Regions from separate parts of the Homo sapiens genome. Here region 2 is linked to region 1. A link is an interaction called in ENCODE POLR2A ChIA-PET data of the cell type or tissue named here. Cell type or tissue: IMR-90. All regions are shown on one strand. Links, peaks and the distances in the headings refer to the core of each region. The heading gives the core; the rest is flanking DNA. Region 1 overlaps LOC105378375 (a long non-coding RNA gene). Region 2 has its middle 55 kb from the start of KCNMA1.

Region 1 (5,380 bases), core at 154-5,153:
TAGGTGCACCAAGCAGGACTCAGTTCAAATGGCACCTGCTGGGAGAGGCCTTTCCTGACCCTCTTTCCACCAGTCCCCAGACCAATCACTCTTCCCCTCTTTTGTTATCTTCATTGCAATTGTCACTGTCCCAGGTCATCTGGCACCTCTGGTTTCATTTTCATTTTGGTTTTGGTTGCTTTCTGATTTATTCTCTGTCCTCCCCAGCTAAAAAAGTAAGCTTTCTGAGGATAGGGACCTTGACTATCTCATTCTCTACTCTCTCCCCGTGGCCTAGGATGCTGCCCCATCACCTCTGCCATCTGTTGGATGAGCAATGAGTGTTTGTCTTCCACAAATTCTATAAACTCCATGACAGGATTAGTGTGATTAGTGTGTCTGTGTCCCTGGAGCCTTGCTCAGTTTCCAGGACAGAGCAAGCTCTTAATAAATTCACTGCCTGTAGCTCTCTCTGTGTTACAGGTGAGAAAGCACCCTTTGGAGAACTTCTAAGATCATCCAGGTTTTCATCTAAAGGCAGCACTGTCAGCTTCTCTCTCTCTCTTTCTCTCTCTCTCTCTCACAAATACACACACACACTCTCTTTCTCATACACACAGTCTCTCTCTGTCTCTCTCTCACACACACACAGTCTCTCTCTGTCTCACACACACACACTTCTCTCTCACACACACATACACACACTGTCTCTCAAAAACACACACACAAACACACACACATTCTCTCTCACACAAACACACATGCACACACAGTCTCTCACACACACACATACACAAACTGTCACTCACACACACACACATACACACATACACACACACATACTCTGTCTCTCTCTGTCTCTCTCTCTCTCCTTGGAAGTCCCCTACATTTATTCACATGTTCATTTTGCAACATTTACTGTGCGCTTGCTGTGACTCAGGCTCTACTCTGACCCTGGAGGTGCGATGCTGAGCAAGCCAGTGCAGCCCTACCCTTGCAGAGCTGACATCCTGGTGGAGACACCCCTTTTTGTCTGTACCTATCCTAAACCATCTCTGGCAGAGCAGCAAAACACATCCCTTTTCTAAGTCTTAGTTTCCTTACTGTCTGATGGGGGCAAAATCTAACCTATCAGGCTGGAAGCCCCAGGGCCAAATATGAGATCTGAGAAATTATTTTGGAAAGGAGAGGCCCCATAGTGTCTCTAGCCTGTCCCTTTTCCTAGTCCCCCTCTGCTCTCTGACTACACCCTCTCCTGTCTCTGCCCATGTCCTAGTGTCCCCATTAGATGAACAGACCTGAACTCAAACCCACCTCTGTGTGCGAACATAAAAAAAATCACCTAGCCTTGCAAAGCCTGCACTTCCTCGTCTGCAAGATGGAGATAATATTGTCTACACACCGGTGTGGGAAGGATAGAACGGGACATGCTTCATAAAGTTCCTGGCAGTCTCCAGGCACTCAGTCATGTTTCTGCTCCCCTGGAATACCCTCATTCCTCCAACTGCCTAATGCCTGCCCATCCCTCAAAGTCCAAGCCAAGTGCCTCTCTTGAGAAGCCCCCTGACCCCCTTCCTGGAGTCCCTCACATGCCCACCTTCTGTCCACACTGCCCAACCCTGTTAGCCACTCTCCGTTTTCCTCCAGGGCACACGTTTGGAGCAATAATCAGACCAGTCCTCAGCATCCCCTACAGTGCCTGATGCTGCTGGACATCACTGATGTGCCCCGGCAGGGGCTCAGACAGAATTTTGATTCACATTTGCTCCCTGACCACCTACTCCCACCAGGCACTGTGCCAGGTTCTGGGGGCACAGCAATGATGTGGTTTCCAAGCCAAAGGCACTCACATCTAGGAAAGACACAGACACACTAGCAAACCCCTCCCGTGCAGTGTTGCACAGGAGAAATTGGGAGGCCTTCCTAGAAGAGCAGAGCTTTCAAGGAGACTTTCTTGGCTGAGTGAAAACATTCACTGTATCAATGTGTTCCTGGAAAGGTTCACAGGGATTAGCGTTTCCACTGGCATCTACCGTCAGTCCACGAGTCCTTAATCCTGACTTCTTAATTGGTGACGGCTAGGTTCTGGTTGTCTGGTCCCTGGTTCTTGATCATGTAATTTAAGATTTGTAAACACACAAATGGGATGGAGTCAGAGACTGTTTACTTCTGGGACCCTTCGTGCCAGTAGGAGGGTTGCTGACCTGAGTCACCCCTTCCTTACTAGGTTTGTTTGAAAAACTAGAATTGTATTGCTTATATATTTTCCAAAACACTCAAAAGGCAGAATGTTTGTCTTGAAAGCTCTTTCTTATCCAGTAAGAAAATATTTTATCCACACATCAATGTCATTTTCCCCATTTGTTGGAGAGGAAGCTGAGACAGAGGGAGGACTGACGGGCCCAGGTTTCCCCAGTGGATCAGTGCTGGGCCAGGACTAGAACCAGGCGCCTGTTGTGCAGCCCAGGACTCTACCTGCATCCTCTGCCCTCACACCAGGGCCCCTGGGAGAGGAGGCATTGCTGTGGGTTTGTCTTAATCAACTCTTTCCTGCCTCCCTGAGAGGAAGGCCTTCTCCCTTCCCAGCCAGTGGGGAAGAGCAGCCCTTCCACCTTCTGAAGGCCAGGGAGGGAGGCGAGGTGGCGCTGAGGGATGAAAGCAGAGCTCCCAGGGAGGTCTGTGAACTGATGGAGGGTTGGTGCCACTGTGCTTGGGAGGCAGTCATTTAGCTTAATAACTGTGAATTGGGGGCTGCAGCCATGACACAGCCATCCCCGGCCCCCCACAGGGAGACTGCTGAGCTGAGCTCTTAGCAGGGCCACCCCTCCCAGGGTGCCCTTTGTGGGAAGAACAGCAATTGCCTGCTTTTGATGTCTGTTCTTATCTAGTCACTGGAGCCGCAGCCCTAACAGTCATCTCCTGGCGCCTGTCCCAAATGCAGGAGCCATTCCTACCACCCCTGCTGGTCCCTGCAGGCCCCAGGGTCTGTGTCGTCAGGATGTGCCACAGTGCTGGCCAAACTGGGTGCAGCTCCAGTGGTGCAGGCTCACATGCAATCTGCCCACCAGCAGAAGAATGACAGCAGCCAGGTGGTGAAACCAGGGCCCTGAGCATAAAACCCAACCTCCTGGGCTGGCACTCGAGATTTTGCCATTCTCCAACCCCAGCCTGGCTTCCAGCAGTCCTGGCTATGCTGTTCTCCTTGTCTAGAATGCCGCAGCCCTTACCCACTGCCATATCCAAGCCCTCTATCAAATCCCAGTCCTAGAGTCTGCCACCAGGAAGCCTTCCATGATTGCTCCAGGCCGCCAAGCTGTCCCTCTCCTGTGAATGGCAATAAAACTTTCTATCTGTCCCACTTACTTCAGACTTATGACATACATGTCTTATTCTCATTTCGTTAGTTATCTTTCATGTAGGCTCACTGAATGCTGACCTGGGCTGTAAGCTCCAGGGCAGCAGGGACTCTGTTTGATTCTCCTCTGAGACCCCAGGGCATTGCATATGTCTTATCACAAAGTGGTACTCCACATATATTTGCTGTTTGCCTCAATTGGGCAGATAGGCCCTGCCAATTTAAACTCAAAGGAGAAAGATTGTATAAATTCGTCCACAACTGAATTCTAGGATGTCTACAAAGAAATGCAGGTTATTTCTTTTGTGCACATGAACAGAGACTTACCTCATGCCTCTTTCTAGAATCCCCTACCCATTTTTCCACCTGGAGAACTCCTGATCTACCCTCAGTGCCCAGCTTGAACATGAGTCTCTCTGGGAAGCCTTCTTTGAATCCTCCAGGCTGACTCATCACGTCCTTTTTACGACCTACAGAAAAACCTGCATTTGAATTCTGTTATGGGCTGAATTGTGTTCACCCCAAAAGACGTGCAAATCCTAGCCCTGGTACCTGTGAATATGACCTTATTTGGAAATAGGGTTCTTGCACATGATCAAGTTAAGATGAGGCTGTTAGGGTGGCTTTAATCTAGTGTGACTGGTGTCCTCGGACTCAAAGACAGAAACACATAGAGGGGAGACAAGGTGAAGACAGAGAATGCCGTCTACAAGTCAAGGAGTGCCTAAGGCTACCAGAAGTCAGGGGAGAGGCATGGAACAGATTTTCTCTCAACCCTCAGGAGGAACTGAACCTTCTAACACTTAGATTTCTGACTTCTGGTTTTCAGAACAATGACACAATACATTCCTATTGTTTAAGCCTCCTAGTGTGTGGTACTTTTGTTATGGCAGCCTTAGCAAACTCATACAAATTCTGCATTTGCCTCTTACTAGCTGGTTGACCCTTGGCAAGCTACTTAAATCTCTGAGTCTCGGTCTCCTCTTTAAAACGGGCATGGCAAATCTCCTTCAAGCCCCCTTCTCTTTTCCCATCATCACACAACGAACCTACATTCCCAGCAACCCTTGCAGGTAGGTGTGGCCAGGTGGTTAAGTTCTGGCCCATAGACCATGGGGTAGAAGCCATGTACCCAGCCCAGCCCAGAAACTGTCCACACAGTCCTCCACACTCGCTCTCACTTCTTCATCTGCAGGCAGAGAACCATGTGGCCCTGGGAGGTGGCAGAGCTACAAGATAGAAAGAACCTGGGCCCCTGATTGACTGCAAGGAGGCTCCCCCTGTGGAGTACTATATTGAACTAGTTCATAAAATGCTGAGGTTTATGCAAAAGCTGTTAATATACTCTAATATAAATATTAGTCATGTAATAGTCTCATGAGCATCAGAAATGTTATGGTAGGCAGTTAATACCATGTTTTTAATATTTTTATATTTGAACTGCCCCACCACCTAACACAAACCAGCACAAAATAGGGTATGAAAAATGCTCACTGAATTTTTGTCAGTTAAAGAGCACTGCCATGGATGCAACTGGCTGGGGCTGGTGTGGCAGGCACTAAAGGAATTCACCAAGACAGTCATAGGTAAAGAAAGGCAAATTTATTAGAGAAAGGGTTGCAAGGGTGCAAAGGGCAGCACAGCAGAGAAGGGGCTGCCTGCAAAGGGGCTGGAGGGAAGTTTTATAAGGTTGTGCTGGAAAGGTTACATGTGGAACAGGGTTTTGGGAACAGGATGTTGTGCTAGCAGGTTGTTTTTGATGAGCTGTCTCCCAGAGCAATTGTTCTCCCCCACCTAGAATTCCTTCCTCCTTGTTGCTTTCTTATCTTGTCAGGATTTCACAAGCACTAGCATCAGAAGTTCTTGGTTGGTTCCAGCTCTGCCCCAATCTTAGGCCAAAGGTTTAACTCTTCCAGTCCTCAATTACTTTGCTTATAAAATGAAAGGGTTAAATAAGACCAAAAATCACATCCATGCTACAGCTCACTAATCAATGAAGGCTTGCTTTCCCCCCAGCCAGCCAAGACTGCCTCAGAATCCCTCTTA
Region 2 (5,380 bases), core at 100-5,099, 500 kb after region 1:
CATGCAAACCTCACTTCTGAATTTTAATTCTAAGTAAAAAAGATAAGGTGCCATGAATGTGTCACCAAATGAAATAAGATGCTGCTTCATTCAATATTTTTCACTGACAGGTTTTTTTCCCCCTTTACTCATTGAGCTTTCCTTCAGAAGCAATGTATTCTTTGACAATACTTAGAGTTTGGAAGAGGTGAGATATCATTAAATAAAAATTGTCATCACTCCTAAACATCACTCTACAATATGTCTGAATTCAAAACATCCCAGTATAGTCCAAAATACCCCATTTCTAACAGCATGTTTCACCCTTAACTGAAATGTGTTTAAGGGAAAAATAATGAGCTATTGGGTAGCAATGAGAGCATTGATTTATGGTACCTTGATTAAGGGAGGCTTTGTGACACCAAGATTTTGAATGGTTCCTTTGTTTGACATCCATGAGCAATGCACCATACTATGATTCAAGACAGGCGAGAGATACACTTTTCTTTTGTAAACTAGGAGAAGGAAAATTATTAAAGGAGCCATAGGAAAGGAGACATTGGGAAAGAGTAAATGTGGAAGTTTAGTTCTGGAAATGGATTCTCTTAGATCCATTTTACCTGAATTATTTTGGAAAGTGCTCACAGACCCAAGGACACACATACCCTAATAAAACTATTGTTTGAAGCCACTGGAGTCTACTTCATACACCATCAGCTGAACATGATTCCTAAATGATAAACTATAATCTTTATGTTATAGGATTGTTGTGTAGGTTTAATGAGATAATGTATGTAAGTTCCTTAGCAACCATTACTTGGCATGTAATAAAAATGCAATGATAAGCTACTTATTGATCATCACTTTGATCATCACCAACTGAATGAATACATTCATTCATTCAAATATTTATTGCATAAAAGCAATTCTCAAGGTGTTTTATGGTATACTCTGATGGCCTTTACCACTGAACAAGTGTTCAAGAGGGGACTTCTTAGTTTGGAACAAAGAGCAGAAGGTGGTGAAACCTGGATTCTTGCCTCAGCTCAAACTTTGGGAGCTGTGACATCTTGGGTTTTGGTTTCATCATCATCTGCCCAAATTTTTCACTGGGTTGATCAAGAACTTAATAAGAAAGTGAACATGAAATCTTTCTGAAATACTGCAGAATGTGCAAGGAACCCCCCACCTCCCACTTTTTTTTTTTCAAAGTCCAGTTTCCAGGCTTAAAAGGAACCCTTAAGATGCCATCTCAATCCCTATGGGCCAAAGTTCCTCTTCATACACTGGTCTCAAGCCCTTTTTGCCTCTAGACTCTTCATGTGAGAACACTCTTCCATAAATAACAGCTTTCATTAGACACTATAATTCCCACACAGGGAAGATAGACACAGCAAAACCAGGGAGAGGTAGGTGGGGAAGGAGTTGGGACAGCTAGTTTGTAAAAGCCTCTTGTGGAATCAACAGCCTTCTCCCTGGAGAGACGGTTCTTCCTCCATCTCCCATGAAACTACTGCTTGGCCCAGCATTCCCCAGAGTGTGGACCAAGGGGCACAAATGCCATGAAAGGTGGATCTAGATGGAAGGCAGGAAGGGCAGTGAATAAGAGTGTATCATGAGGCAAGATTGCTGTTCCCCTTTCAATTCTCCTCACCACTGCTGATGACTTCTCTAACTTTGGTTCATCTCGAATTTTGACAAGGAGAAAACTTGTCTTTGGGCAGGTAGTCTTTAGTTAATTTTTTAATTAATAGTTTGGTTTTCATTGTGTTTTTTTTTTCAGTTATCTCCTACTTATGGCAAGGGATATGCCGTAAGTAGTAGCTAACACTTACCAAGTACTAAGCCGTGTTGTGAATCATTTCTTTCTTTTTTAGTAGAGATGTTGCTGAGGCTGGCCTCGAACTCCTGGGATCAAGTGATCCTCCCACCTCAGCCTCCCAAGTAGCTGGGATTACAAGTATGAGCCACTATGCCCAGCTATTTTTTTTATTTAAATTTTTTTAGAGACAGAGCCTTGCTGTGTTACCCAGGTTGGTCTCAAACTCCTGGTCTCAAGCGATCCTCCTGCCTTGGCCTCCCAAAGTGTTGGGATTACAGGCATGAGCCACTGCACCCAGCCTGAAGCTAATTCTTAAGTAAAGAATAAAAAGTAAAGGTACTATGTGGATGCATAAAAATTGAGACAGAGGTCCTCAAAAGATCCAACTTTGGGAAATATCAGTTTAGCCCAGGCTCCACTGTCCTGCCCCAAGGGCTGACAGTCTGGCAGAAAGTCAGTGCAGAGCTGGCTGGACTGAAGGAAGAAAGGAGAAGCCCCTTTGGTTCTCCATTTAAAGCCATGGAAGAATGGCCCACCTGGATATGGACTGACTTATATTCTTTTATCCCTCTTGTATTTTTCACCATGCAATTGTATTACCAATTTGAACAATGTGATGTGATATAATCTGATACAATATAAACCAGAGCTTTTTCCAGTAAACCTAGCATGGCAGGTAAGGGTCATTAGGATTAATGGATTAACACATGTCAAGCATTTAGGATAGGGCCTAGTGCCATGTAAGTGCACTTATAAGGGTATTGGGGGGTGAAGGTGGTTAACAGAAGCTGAGATGGGCTGAGGGTTGTGGAGGAGGAGCTCTCTCACAGTCCTGGAAGAGGCAAGTCCTCAATGAGCTCCATCCATGGTAGCTCAACAATGGGCCTGTCTGTTGTGGTTCAGGACTCACTTCATTCTGGGCAGTTGCATGGATCTGCCAGCGTGGGCTGGGGATGTGAAACATTCTGCCTGGGTGCCTGGACAGCCGCCAATGATCCGAGCCTCTATGCATTGCCAGCTGCAGGACCTCACCTCCACAGGAGTGGAACATTGATAAGTTCCTGAATGAACACTCATCAAATCCTTGCCCTGTGTTGAGGGCTGCATGCAGCTGGCTGATGAATTGGGAAAGTATGTGTTTCCAGACACCACCACCATCAGGCAGAAGTGAGCTGTTAAAGCCAGAGGAGATGGATCCTTCTATATTTCTTTAAAAAATTATTTTTAAATTCATTTTTAAAATTTTACTTTTTTGGAGGGGGTACATATGGTAATTTAATATATTAATATAGTTTTTTTTTTTTTTTGAGACGGAGTCTTGCTCTGTTGCCCAGGCTGGAGTGCAGTGGCGCGATCTCGGCTCACTGCAAGCTCTGCCTGCCAGGTTCACGCCATTCTCCTGCCTCAGCCTCCCGAATAGCTGGGACAACAGGTGCCTGCCACCACGCCCGGCTAATTTTTTGTATTTTTAGTAGAGACGGGGTTTCACTGTATTAGCCAGGATGGTGTCTATCTCCTGACCTCGTGATCCGCCTGCCTCAGCCTCCCAAAGTGCTGGGATTACAGGCGTGAGCCACCACGCCCAGCCCATTCATATAATTTTTAAAGACCAAATCTGTGTATATGGGATATCCATTGCCTTAAATATTTGTCTTTTCTTTATGCTAGAAACATTCAAATTATTCACTTCTAGCTATTTTGAAGTGCACAATAAATTATTGTAAAATGTAGTCACCCTCCTGATCTATTGAACCAGCTCTTATTTCTTCTATACTTATTAGACAGACCAATAGACGGAGAGAACAGGATTAGGCAGGAACCCAGGCAGCTCAGTGAGCTCGAGTGCTTGGAGCTTGGACGTGCTTACATGCTTCTGATAGGCCCTTACCTTCTGCAGAGCTCCTCCATTTGTAGAATATCCACAGGCATGTTGGTAGTTCAAGGACAGAGCTTGTATAGAATGAACATGGCCAAATCACTGATTAGCCATCCAACCCCAGACAAAACATTTTTCCCTTTGGGCCTGATATGGTTTGGCTGTGTCCCTACCCAAATCTCATCTTGAATTGTAGTCCCCATAATCCCCACATGTCCTGGGAAGGACCATTCAATTATCTCCCATGTGTGTGGCAGGTAATTGAATCATAGGGGCATTTTCCCCCATGCTATTCCCATGATAGTGAGTAAGTTCTCACGAGATCTGATGGTTTTATAAGGGGCCTCCCCCTTAACTCTGCTCTCATTCTTCTCCCTCCTGCTGCCATGTGAAGAAGGATGTGTTTGCTTCTCCTTCTGCCATGATTTTAAGTTTCCTGAGACTTCTCCAGCCCTGCAGAACTGTGAATCTTTTCAATTTACCCAGTTTCAGGCAGTTCTTTATAGTAGCGTGAGAATGGACTAATACACAGCCTCTGCATCCTCATCTGTAAAATGCAAGTTGTAATTAGTACCTAACTTAAATGGTTGTTGTGTGGGTCAAATTAGATAAGGCAGGACAGGTGCCTGGCACACTGAGGGTGATGCTGCTCTGGGCAGGCAGGACCAGGGGACTGGGCTGCAGGAGGTGAAGCTCCTACCCTCTGACACATGGCTGCTAAAAGGACAGAGCCCTTTTTTCAAGCCCAGTGGCCTCTACCTTAGGAAATATGTCCCCACTATGGTGTGATGTCCAGCCTCTGAAGTGCCATAAAATGAAACAGTGAAGTTCAAGACTCAGAAGTCAGCCTGTGATTTCTATAAGTTCAGATAGACAAGAATTTGGTTTATTTGATTTACATCAATGTTATGGACAGAAATGTGACCGAAGTCTTCGGAGTCTTCAGTTAGAGGTGAGCAGGGGCTTAGTAAACTGAATAAAGAGAAGCTTTATTTGCATCTCCATGGCTAAAATGAATCATACGGGTTTTAAATGAGATGTTCCACTTGTTATGCAGTGCCTCAGAAAATGCATCTAAACTTCCACATATATGTTAGATGTACCCAGGCTCAGAAAAGGGTCTTTTGTGGTGCGAGACTTACACAGACAGTTCAGCATGAGGCTCTGGAAACTGCTTAGGTTCAAATTCTGGCTACACCTCTATACCAGGAGCTGGGTAGCCTTCTGGCACACTTCAGCTTCCTCATGTGCAAGATGGTGCTGAGAGTGGTGTCTATTTCACAGGGGATCTATCAATGGAAATGGGGCTCAACAGAATCTAAGCTAGATAAGGCATTTAGCACAGGGCCTGGCAAACAAGATGAGCTCCATGATCATAGCTATTATCATAATTAAGACACAAAGTCTCAGTTAAACTTACAAAGCTCTATCCTTGACAGCCAAAGTATGAACACATTGTTCTTCCCAGCTGTGGACTTGAATGCTGGCTGAGACTGGAGCCTTGGTTTCTGAGCTCACAGATGTCTCCTACCTTCATGAAGCCAGCCTCTGCATTTTGTGTGGCTCTGAATTCTCCCCGCTCCTGCCCTCCCCAGCCTGCTGCCCTCCCTAGCCTGCTGCCATCCCGCCTCAGGCTCAGCACAGTGGGTTCTACCTAATGGTCTGCCCGCCAGCATTTAATATGCCATGCATCAATTGGGGGA

What was found. Peaks named below come from ENCODE experiments on the same cell type or tissue, not always from the same donor. Only the 100,000 strongest peaks of a DNase experiment are listed, where the experiment ranks them.
Region 2: POLR2A ChIA-PET joins it to region 1 with 15 read pairs; 1 of 35 experiments calls an interaction of 5 or more read pairs at or near these places.

Annotation. Positions count from the first base shown.
Region 1 is chr10:78,192,612-78,197,991 of GRCh38, reverse strand. It overlaps LOC105378375 (a long non-coding RNA gene), which reads right to left. Exons shown (of 4, transcript XR_946096.3): 4 at 4,918-5,265. Among named protein-coding and RNA genes, the nearest start is that of LINC00856, 53 kb to the left of the region's middle. In IMR-90, for the core only: no CTCF peak of the experiment used is centred there; a DNase peak (open chromatin) is centred at 881; H3K27ac peaks cover 394 bases.
Region 2 is chr10:77,690,428-77,695,807 of GRCh38, reverse strand. No RefSeq gene overlaps it. Among named protein-coding and RNA genes, the nearest start is that of KCNMA1, 55 kb to the right of the region's middle. In IMR-90, for the core only: a CTCF peak has its summit at 2,944; a DNase peak (open chromatin) is centred at 2,867; H3K27me3 peaks cover 1,798 bases.